Linked DNA regions of Mus musculus: region 1 is linked to region 2. Evidence: chromatin contacts called from ENCODE Hi-C or POLR2A ChIA-PET data. All regions are on one chromosome and are shown on one strand. The core of a region is the stretch at or near the end of the contact, and the rest is flanking DNA. Distances in the headings are between cores, read along the strand shown. Region 1 holds the start of Pycrl (pyrroline-5-carboxylate reductase-like). Region 2 holds the start of Zfp41 (zinc finger protein 41).

Region 1 (5,396 bases), core at 1,109-3,608, 300 kb after region 2:
AGACAAGGCCCTCTAGGTCCCACTCACCCTGAAGTGGCAGAGGTTGTTGTCCGTTGGTGCACTGGCCAGCACTTGTTTAGCTTCTACTTTGCCTGGACAGAAGGACGAGAGCTGGTAAGGACTGGGAAGATAGGACACAGCTTGCCCAGCCCAGTGTGAGCCTAAGGCTCCTTAGGGTTGCTTGTCCTTGGGGCTGATCAAGTCAATTCATCGTACTTAAATAGCACTGCCGTTTCTGTTGGACACTGGGACCAGGAACCCGCCTGATCTTAACAAGAAACAAAGCCCAAGGGTCTCCGCTTTCAGGGAAGGGGCAGCTGACTGGAACATTTAGGTCTTTTGGCCAAAATGCAAAACCTCTGAAGGAACGCCAGAGCTAGGGTTGCATGGTGGATAGCAAGAGAGTTAGTAATAAAGGTCTGGAGAGACAGCTTAGCAGCTGAGAGTATTTGCTGCTCTTGAAGATGACCTGGGATAGGTTCCTACAACCCACTTGGGCAGCTGACAACCATTGATAAGTCTACCTCCAGTGGAACCGGTGCCCTCTTCTGGCTTCTGAAGACACGGAGTGTGTAAGCATGCAAGCACACACATAGACACACACACAGTGCCTAAACAGATAAAACACTCAAACATATAATTTTTAAAAAAGCTGATCTTAGCCTGGTGATGGTGGTATATGACTTTAATCCCAGCATCTAGGAAGAGACAGGTGAATCTGAGTTCCAGGCCAGCCTGGTCTACAGAGTGAGTTCTAGGACAGCCAGGGGGTTGCATAGAGAAACCTTGTCTTAAAACAAAAACAAACAAAGCCAGTCTGATAAAGACCTAACAGGCAAGTGAGCTGGTGTGTCCTGGGGAAACGAAGTGGCCCCTCTGGTGGACACCACCTGGTTTTGGAGGATATAGGGGTAGAAAGCCTGGGCCAGACAGAAGTGCATGCTAAAACCTTCCCCAGGGAGCTAATGATGTCAGTGACAGTGTGTGTAGCAGCAAGAGGCAGGTGAACTGCCAGGTTCGACGTGTAAACTGCTAAGGCTTGTAGGAAGCCCTCCTCCCATGATCATGGGCCTCTGGACTTTGAAATACAACTGAAAGCAGAGAGCCAAAGGTCACCAACTTCCTCTACCCGCAATCTGTTCATAAAGTTTTCTAAATACTGTACAGCCGTGCTGGGCCAGTAAAACATCAGTTATATACACCAGCAGTCCTCAGCCCGGAAGAGTTTGCCTCTCTCCCCACCATACCCCTCAAGCTCCAGGTAGCAGACATTTGGAACTGGTGGAGAAACGTCAGTCTTCAAATTCAAGGTATTGTTGCCATAAAGAAATGACAAACCAGCGATAGCAGGCACTCTTCAGAGCACAGGGCCAATCCTCTTCCTCCCGAGTGTCCTCACAGCTGCCCACCTCTGAGAGTGGGGGCTGAGGAATGGGTAGCCTTTGGTTAAGCCAGAGGCTGAGGAGGAAGAGGCCAGGACGTCAGACATTTAACTTGGCATTAAGTCGGTTCAATCTAAGGCACGATTTGAGCCACATATGGAACTAGAAACTCGCAGCCACATTAAGGAGATAAAAAGTTAAAAGCGAGTCAGCGAGTGGCTCACACTTTTAATTCCAACACTCTGGGAGGCAGAAAAAGGTGGATCCCTGAGTTCAGGATCAGCCTGGTCTACCTGGGAGTTCCAGGCCAAATGAACCCTGTCTCGAAAAGAAAAGAAAAGAAAAGAAAAGAAAAGAAAAGAAAAGAAAAGAAAAGAAAAGAAAAGAAAAGAAAAGAAGAGAAGAGAAGAGAAGAGAAGAAGAGAAAAGAAAAGAAACAAGCAAACTCCACTACAAAGAAGTCACACGTGAAGTCAATCGTAATATTCTTTAATGCAATACATTTAAAGGAATATTCACCAATACAATCAATGTTAAATAAATGAACTGGTTTTTTTTGGTTTTTTTCCCCCACACCTCGCCTAACATGCCCACTCACCGGCCTGGGAAGGGACTGCGGACTCATCCAGCGATCCTGGAGGCCTTAATAGAGTCCTGATGTATGATTCTCACCCAGGAAACCAGCGAATTCACCCTACTGGCCCTTGGTGTACCACGTGCGCCCCTCCCGCCAAGGCTTACGAACTCCTCCCATTAGAACGAAAGCTCCCCCAGCCAGGCCTCGCCTCCCACCTGCTTGGATGAGGCCTCGGGCAATGGCCTCCGCCATGCGGCCTGCACCCACGAAGCCCACACGCCGAGGTTCAGACATTGTCGCCGCCATCCTGCTCTGAGCTGGCCTTCTCTCGTCCTTGCGGCAGCGGGTCCCGCCCACTAGAACTGCTTTGACCGACAGAAGCGACTGGGCGGGTTTGGGAGGACAGAGGGGCGGGGCGGGGCGGGGCGGGGCGGGCGCAGACACTTGGATTTTGACGCTTGAGGCGGGATTTCCCCCAAGCTTTGGTAAACCATTGGTCAGTGATTTTGCTGAGGGGAAAGAAGAGAAAGGAAGGGGAGCTAGTCCTAAGCAGGCTGTCTAATTCCTCCTGAGAAGCCTGAAGCTAGCTAGAGTCTCTCCAAAACCCTTACAGAGAGATTTAGAGGGGGAGAAAAACAAAAAAAACAAAAACCAAAAAACGCTTGAACCACTCCAGGATGGGCCTGGGGTGTAAGGTAGGTACTCCAAGCTCTTGCCTAGCTTGGGTGCCTTGGGTTCAGTCCTCGGAGTGGGTTCTGGTTCTCTACATTAAAAGCAGCACTAACCATCAGTCACTAATACACAGCACTTATTTTTTAATTTAAAAAAAACTTTTGAGTGCTTTAGTGTCTCACCAAAATAGTTATCTGTATTGAATTCCACATATAGTGACATTTAGTCACTTAGCTGGCTATATGTATAGTCATTTAGCTAAAGTGAGAGCAGAGGAAAGAAAAAGCAAGCAAATCAAGAAGCCCAAAACAGAAAAAAAGGCAGGTTTTCATGAGCAATCAGAAGCCTGGCTGTGGTGGCACACACCTTTGGTCTCAGTCCCAGGCAGGTGGAGCTCAAGTTTGAGGCCAGCCTGGTCTACAAAGCAAATTCCAGAACAGTCAAGGCCACAGAGAGAATCCCTGTCTAACTAACTAACTAACTAACTAACTAAATAAATAAATAAATAAAATGATCAGGATCCCAGCCTTCGTCTCATCCAAATTACCAATTCAAACAACCACCAGCATACAGGTGGTTTGTTGCTGTCTTGTTTTGAATGTGCATAATTAGGCAAACTAGAACACAGCACTTAGAAGGGCAGTGCATGCTGTCTTTGGACTGTGAGGTCCCACAGTAAAGATGGTCATCTCCTGCTTGCCACAATTGGGATGTGATGGCCAGTCCTTCCCTCTCTCTCACTGTGCGAGGTGAAGAGTTATAATTTCCTAATCTTTCCCCAGACCCCACCTGAAGCCTACAAGCACTAAGTCTGCCTGACATTAGATGGACACCTGTAAAACCAGGAGCTAAAAACTACAGCTAAATAAGGCTTTTCCTTCTTAGACATTAACTGTCTCAGGTAGCAACAGGGAACCTGCAGAATCCTCAATATGGAGACAAAAATCCATTCTATGGGGTGAGGGACATGAGTGTAAAGAACTTGTGTATTCTGGGCGGCACCCAGAAATGTTCAAGGCTGAGACTTGGCCTCAAGTCTGTCGGAAAGTGTATGCAGCTGTCTGGCCAGAGTGATCAAGGCACTCTGATTCTTAGGACAGGGTGCATTTCTTGACATAATGACACGTTTAACACTGACTGGTGGTCACTGGACAACTGAGTGTCTGGCAAGTTCTGATAGACTCAGATCAGCTCTTCCTGGGGGCTGGGAGCTACATCCTTAATTCCTTCCTTAATGTCCTGGCCTGCTTGGTGGATGCTCATCAGAGGGTGAGGTTTAAAGGTGGAGATGGGTGCTGGGAAGGCATGGGCCTGAGGTAGGCTGGGCGGTACAACATAGGAGGGGACAGCTGACACTGCTCTAAGAGGATGAAAGACCTGGCAGGTTGTGACTGTCCTGCTGGAAGACAGAAGGCCTCAGATGCAGGCTGAGAACCAAGGGTGAGGGAAAACATTTGGATATCTTAATACTTCAGGGAGGTGAGAGGCAGAATGTCTAGGAGGGTTGGGCTGAGTGGAGAAAGCTGAGCAAATTATGAGACCTAGCAGACTGGCTGAGCGCCTGGGAAGGAGGCACTGGGTCGAATGGGTGTGGCTTCTGAAGATCCACCATAAGGCAAGGCAGCGCCTTCTGGTGGCAGCTCCCTAACAGGACATGGAAGGAAACTTTTTTTTGCTCGTTTGCCACTAAATCCATCTAGGGTGCCAAAATACACAATACACAGGAGGCCAGCAGCTCTCCAGGAGTCCTCCAGGCCCTCAGTGCCAGGCTGGCCATGCAGCCTTATACACTGAACAGCTACCAGATTCTTGGCCTGTCCAGTGTTAGTCATTGTCCGGCTACCCAGAACACATCCTGTAAGGCAGCCTAATAAATCACCTTGCATGTGTTAACAGTTCTGTTCCTTTGGAAAACCCTGACTTGTCCAGCAGCTCGTTGTCAGCTTCAGCTATGTGGCTGGTGGGTGATTCATCACCTGGGAAAGTCTTAAGGTTATTACACACATGCTGACGGTCACTTCTGTCTGCCTGGGGCTGTAGCTCTTGAGTCTTGAGACTAAATGTTCTCTGCTCTCCCCAATCTTCGGGGACAGTAGTAGCTCCATTTCAAGATTGAGAGGTGTCAAGGGGCCTGTGACTTCCAACCCCTCATGGTCAAGAAACAATCCTAACAGCCTTAGGTGAATAAATTCTAAGATGAGAGCCTGAAAATGACCCAGAGCTGCAGTAGTCAAAGACGACCAATATCAAAGTGGCCTGGCCCTAACTGCAGCAGCCTTAGGTACCCTAACTAGCCTGGGTTTGACCACCTAAGAAGGAATCGAATGGAAAGGCCCACAATGTTACCACACAGGTGGCTAATGCTGTCCAACAAGGCCAGGCCTGCGATGGGGGTGGGGGTGGGGGGTCTAGAGAAATCTGGGTCACCCATCACCAGTCTTCCTTGCAGGTCCATCCTTGTGCCCCGTTGGCCCACTGAATCTGTCAAAATCAAGACCTATCTTCCTTCACCGCAGTCTGCAAGTCTGAGGAAGAGTGACCTGTGTGTGACCACAGGTGAAGGGCTAAGCATGGCTAAGCTACAGGCTAGATTGTTGGGGAGGTCCCCTGCCCCAGATCTGATAGCACTGACAATTCACATCAGACACAGGCTACCTGCTGCCTGACCTCCTAACTCCACCCTCTGGTCCTTCACACAGGGACTCTTGTCTTGGGCCCAGTAGCTCTTAGGAGCTAAGTAAGTAGCATACAAGGGGCAGTGGGTC
Region 2 (5,805 bases), core at 2,903-5,402:
TCCCACAGGTCTGTTTCCAACAAAGCCTGAGCTATTGTAGAATCAGCCATCACCATGTGGACCCTAGGGACCAGAATCACCAGTCTCTGTGGCAAGCACCTTTACTTGCTGAGCCATCAACCTGGGCATAATGATTTTCTTAACATTTCTGGAATAGCTGGCTTTCACGCCCAGGTGAGTGACAGAGCCATTTGGATTAACTCTGAAGAGAGGTGACAATGGCTTTTACAACAAGACCCCTGCACAGAATGTCAGATACAGAATGCCACGTCTCCGCCCAAGGCGGAAATGATTCATATCCTCTATTCTTCTGACCAAAACAACACAGGTAAGGTATAAAAGTAAAAATATGGAAATGATTCTATAAAAATAGCCACTCTTGGGACTGGGGAGATAGTCTAGGGGTTAAAGTTCTTGCTATGCAAACATGAGGTTCTGAGCTCAAATTCCCAGAATACAAGTAAAAAGCTGAGCATGGCTGCACATAAACCCAGAGCTGGGGCAGCAGGGGAGGACAGAGGGGGAGAGCAGGAGGATCACTGGGGCTTCCTGCCAGCCTAGCTCCAGGTTCAGTGAGAGGCCCTGTCTCAAGGGAAGAAAGCGGAGCATGACAGAACAAGATGCCCAATCTTGTCTTCCTATAGCCTGTGCCTGTTTATAGGGTATCCACTCCTACACACAAACATGCTCATAGAACACACACACTCAAGTGCACACACACACACACACACACACCTCTTTTATTTTAATTATTTATTTTATGTATATGAGTACACTATAGCTGTCTTCAGACACACCAGAAGAGGGCATTAGATCCCATTAGAGATGGTTGTGAGCCACCATATGGTTGCTGGGAATTGAACTCAGGACCTCTGGAAAAGCAGTCAGTGCTCCTAACCACTGAGCCATCTCTCCAGTCCCCACTCCCCACCACCACCACACACACACATACATAACTCTTTTTTTTAAGTTAAAAAATAAAAATAGGACTGGGAAGATAGTTTAGTGGGTAAAGCTTTTATTGCACAGGCATGAGGACCCGAGCTGTGACCCTCACTCAATACATGGAAGAGCCCAATGTGGCAGCACATATCTATAATCCCAGTGTTCTTCCTACGGCAAGATGGAAGGAGGAGACAGGAGAATCCCCAAAAGCTCACAGGCCAGCTAACAAACAGCAAAGAAAGCCTGCCTCAAACAAGACTGACAAAGTGGTCTCCACGTGTATTCATACAGACATAAAGATAAGGGGGAAAAAGATTTTAAAGCATCCCAACAGTAAAATGGGAACAGCTCCCACAAACCTGTCCTGTGACCACCCTGATATACGTTCAAGTTGAGGGGCCAGCAAGAAAAGAAAACCCAGCTGCCATGGGAACTTCAGCTTAGCTTGGTCTTCACCGCTGAGTCAACTCCATCCATCTCTCTCTCTGCCCATCTGGACACAGGGCTGCCCATTGCCTCTAGTACCATGACACTAGTGTAGGTTTCACCTCACTTCCTTAGCTCCATTACACACTGCAGCTCAGCTGAACTCTAACTCTGGGGTGTGGCTCTGCCAGTGTCCCTAGCAGCAGCTCCCTAACAGGACTTGTCACTCACCCTACCAGGGACTCTGCCTCTATGTCAGCTTCCTGCCTCTACCTCCACTATGGCCTCCCTGAATTCCACAGCAATCTTCTTAACCCTGTTGCAGACATTCTGTAACCTACCTATGGCCAGAAATACTTGCCGTGTGCCAGTTGAGGTCTAATTAGAGTGTTAACATTAGTAGTCTTCACAGGAATAAAAGAAGCTGTGCTTGCCTCGGTCACTAGCAAGAGCCAATCTGAACCACTTGACAAATACCAGTCAAAGAAGCCAATGTAGCTTGTGAATTTGTTATTTGTTATTCAATAAATTCTGATATTGTAAAAAGACACAAATGTGTTTATCTGTTTCTGACATTTTGTATTCACAACGAATACTCACTTGTAGGGTCACTAGCTCTTGTTCTTGGCTGGTGCTGGACAAGAGTTTCAGTTTCACTGACAGAGTCCAGGGGCTCTCTGGAATCTTCCTGCCTCCCAGGACAGAAAGCAACCATTTATAGTGGTCTTACTGTTCCTTGTTGAGTTGTAAAAATCCTGGTGGTGGTGGTGGATGGGGGGGTGGGGAGGGAGGGGAGCAGGTGCTTTCCCCAAGGCAGGAAATCCTGAGGAAGGAGACTCATTACCATTGCCCTTCCAAGGACCTTGTGGTTTGTAGAAGCCAGTGACGCAGGAACAAGGCAGTGACATTAACACAAAGACAATCCATTGCAACTAGGGAGGCCCTACACTACCCAGGTTCCCATGTGAACGGCCACTGTCAGGAACAGACATGTCTCAGTTGTATATCACTGAAGACAGCATCTCCTCAGGCCGACCCTAAGCTGTACACAGCAAATAATCCTGGCCACCAGACAAAGGGGCCATGTGTCCAGATGGCTCAGAGCTTGTGTCCAGACACTGGAGCTTCTTAGCAGAAGACACTTCATTGTCTTCTTAGAGAAAAACTTGGACCACGTGAGCAAGCCCAAGCCACAGGCTTAGCAGTTGAGTCTCACTGACAAGAGAAGGGTATAATTCTCCAGAGAGGAGCCACTCCAAAACAGAATCTCTTCCACAAATGAAGGGGCGTGGGGGTAGGGACAAGCTGGAGCATGCCTGAGAGCTGAAAAGAACAAGAATGATACCAACAGTCTATGCGCATCCAGCTCAGCCCACCTCATTAGAGGATAGGTAAGAGACTGGGGACTACATGAAAGATGGCAGGAAGCACACAGGCCACTAACCTTCTGGGGAAAGCAAGCAAGGAGATGCCCTACCTCCCTGTACCAAATGCTGGTAAGCCAGAAAGCCCCATGCCACTGGTAGGAATGAATGAGAAATGGCACAGGCTCTCTGGAAAGCAGCTTGTCTGTTTCTTGCAAAAGGCAACATGCAGTTTGGGACCTAGCAACTGCCTTCCTGGGCACGGTCCCAGGGAAATGAAACAGCACGGGGGGAGGGCGGGGGGGGGGGCGCTGCTTCCCAACAACCTTGTAAACACGTCCTTCAGTGGACAAAGGATCCCAAAGCTGTGATGCACACAGCGCAGAGGCAGCTGTTCAGGAGGCTGAATGAACCACCATTCAATACACAGCCACTCTTGTGAATCTAGACAGCGATGCCTGAATGATAATCGGCAAGCTCCGCCAAGTTGCACGCTGGACAATTACATTTATCTAGCATGTTGGCGTTGAATCTAAACGGATGAGGTGGAGACGACACTTAAAGAAAGGGTCTGTTAGAGGTTTGATACAGGCTTCTGCAGCACAGGAGGCACTAACACTGTGTACTAGTCATGTAAAATGGCGCCCCCAGGGAGACTTCACCAAGCACACAACAGCTCTCGATTCGTTTCTCATAACTTCATTCTCCAAGCGCCGTGGGCCACACCTATCGTCCCAGGACTCGACCGAGGCAAGAGATTGCTAGTTCTAAGCCAGCCTAACCAAATATAATAGTGGAGAATATACCCAGAAAGTCGAAAGAGCACAAGAAGTGACTAGATTTAAATATCTGTAAAGGCCCGCGTTAAGGACAGAGCAGGGGACCCTGGCTTTGCCGGAAAGGAGGGGCGGGGTCGGATGATTCCAGGGGGCTACAGGCCGTGCACTACTGGGTCCGCCATCCCGGCGTGCCACAGATGGCAAACCCGATGACTGAGAAATAACACGAAGCCTGCAGAAGAAGGCTTGGAGTCCTGAGAAGAGGCGCACGCCGGGAGAAAGGCGCCGCCCGCAGCCCAGAAGCTTGCACAGGCACAGACGCCTGCTTAGCATCCTCTCAAGCGAAGCTCGAGCCCGCAGCCACAGCATCACAAGGAGCGAGGGCAGTGTCTCCTAGAGCCGACCCGAAGGGGCGGGGAGAGGTAGGCGGGCCTACGGCCGCAGCACGGGATCACAGAGAGGCCGGGCGGCTGCTCCTAGAGCGACACCAGAAGGGCGTGAACGAGCAGGCGGGGCTCCGGAGCTTGCGGCGGTACCACCGAGAACCCGGCAAGGGTCCTAGAGCGGCACTGGAGTGGGTTTCGAGCGGTGGGCGGGGCTTAGGGTGCGCGGCAGCACCACCGAGAGGCCGGGGAAGGTAGAGCGGCACCAGAGGGGCGGGCGCCTTTAGGCGCGGGAGTGGCGGGCTCAAGTGGGCATTGTTAACGGTCGCCCGCCCGCCGGTCAGCCTGCTTACGGCCACGTTCCGCCGGCGTCTGTGCTCGGCACCCATCAGGTACTCTCTGCGTGTGTGCACGGTAGCCCCGACCGGGCGAAGGCCGGCTTCTGAGTCGTTTCTCTGTGGACCACCTCGGCGGTGTTGCAGAGGTCCTTGGAGGCGGGGAAGGTGGGCCGGGCTACCTAGCGAAGCCCCTTGTTGCTGGATGCATTGAGCGCCTTATCCTGCCGGCTCCAGCAGCTCCTTGATGGACCTGAGTCCCTAGGTCAGCGGAATTCAACTAAGTTGCCTGAATCACTCGCACCTACTCCTGTGCACAGGCCTGTGAAGAGAGGGGGCAATAAGCTAAGTCGCTGGGGTCTTCTCTGGTTTTAATGACTATTTAAGTTTTCAGTGAGGATGGTCCTTGGTGAGCAGACACAGACACCTGGGTCCCGCTTGTCATTCCTCTCACCAGAGTGATGGTGTTTGAATTGGTACTGAGTGATGCTGCAGACAGGGACTCTCAGGTGTCTCCTGAGCTGTCCCACAAAAGACAAACACTTTCAGATGCTGACATAGAGCAAACAGTCACCTAGCCGCCTGGATCTTGGACTCTGAATCCGGATAAGAATTTTATCTGCTGGGTTAGATATGTGGGTATTTGTCAAATGCTTAGAACAAAATACAGTGTGTTCCCAAAGTGTTTTTGGGAAAGTGTGGGTGCTCTAGATGGAACTGCCAGCAGAGCCCACCCCTTTGGGCCTCTGGGAGTAAAGGGGATGGTGCAGGTTTAGAGATAAAGAGGGGTCACATAGAGAGAGCCTCATCAATACAAGAGGCATCCTTTGGGGGTCTGATGGGGTTTGCTGTGGATTATGAGGAGAGCCCTGAGTTTTCCAGGCTCAGAACCAGGCTGTTGTATGGTAGAGTTACTTCCTACTCCAGGGTGTTTGCACAGTCCCAATGTGGGCGGGTAGAGAGGATAAGGAAGAACGGGGAAGGTTCTGTTTGGGGAGGTGGAAAATGGCCATCGGTCCATGATGGCTATGGCTTTCTCTGGGATGAGTGAAAATCTTGTCTTCAGGCCCAGGAGTGTCTGTGGCTGAGTGAGAGAGTCACTCAAAGAGATGAGCATACAGTGGACCAGAGGCTCTGAGCTCAGCTTATAGGCCTGGGGCTAGAGCTCTGGGGAGTCCACTTTAGTCTGAGGGGCTCATCATGTGAGCAGCTGGAAAGACAGTGGAGCTGCAGAGAGCTAAGAGCTGCCTCTGACCTGTTGTTCATGCTTTTGCCTCCAGAAGCAAGACGACCGTGGTTCTGTCTGCTTGATGCAGCTTCGTACGCAGGAGCTGTCCCTGACAGCGAAGTCCCAGAGAAGGAGCCAGGCAGCCACTGTCTGAAAACCCTCAGCCTTCCCTGGCCTCCAGGGGGGTTTCCTGCTTCCTAAGAGCAGCAATGGAAAAGCCTGCAACTAGGAAAAAGAAGAGTCAGGCCCCAAAGGAGGAGGCAGGTGCGCAAAAGGCCACTGTCAAGGGAGAGAAAACATCAAAGGGGAAAAAGGCAACCAAGAAGCCAAGAAAGCCCCGCAGAC

The links. A loop is a pair of places that touch in the nucleus more often than their neighbours do. ChIA-PET counts read pairs that join two places held with the same protein, here RNA polymerase II (POLR2A).
Region 1: a loop to region 2 is called in a map of heart, with 2.9 times the contacts of the local background. The contact joins the promoter of Pycrl here to the promoter of Zfp41 in region 2. A Hi-C loop is called at or near these places in 1 of 37 maps with a recorded cell type or tissue (heart). POLR2A ChIA-PET finds 5 or more read pairs at or near these places in 1 of 5 experiments (embryonic stem cell).

The regions. Positions count from the first base shown.
Region 1 is chr15:75,919,202-75,924,597 of GRCm38, forward strand. Pycrl (pyrroline-5-carboxylate reductase-like) reads right to left here and starts at 2,359. Exons shown (of 6, transcript NM_025412.2): 1 at 2,175-2,359; 2 at 28-92. The coding sequence starts at 2,265.
Region 2 is chr15:75,612,532-75,618,336 of GRCm38, forward strand. Zfp41 (zinc finger protein 41) reads left to right here and starts at 4,153. Exons shown (of 3, transcript NM_001044718.2): 1 at 4,153-4,289; 2 at 5,513-5,805. The coding sequence starts at 5,670.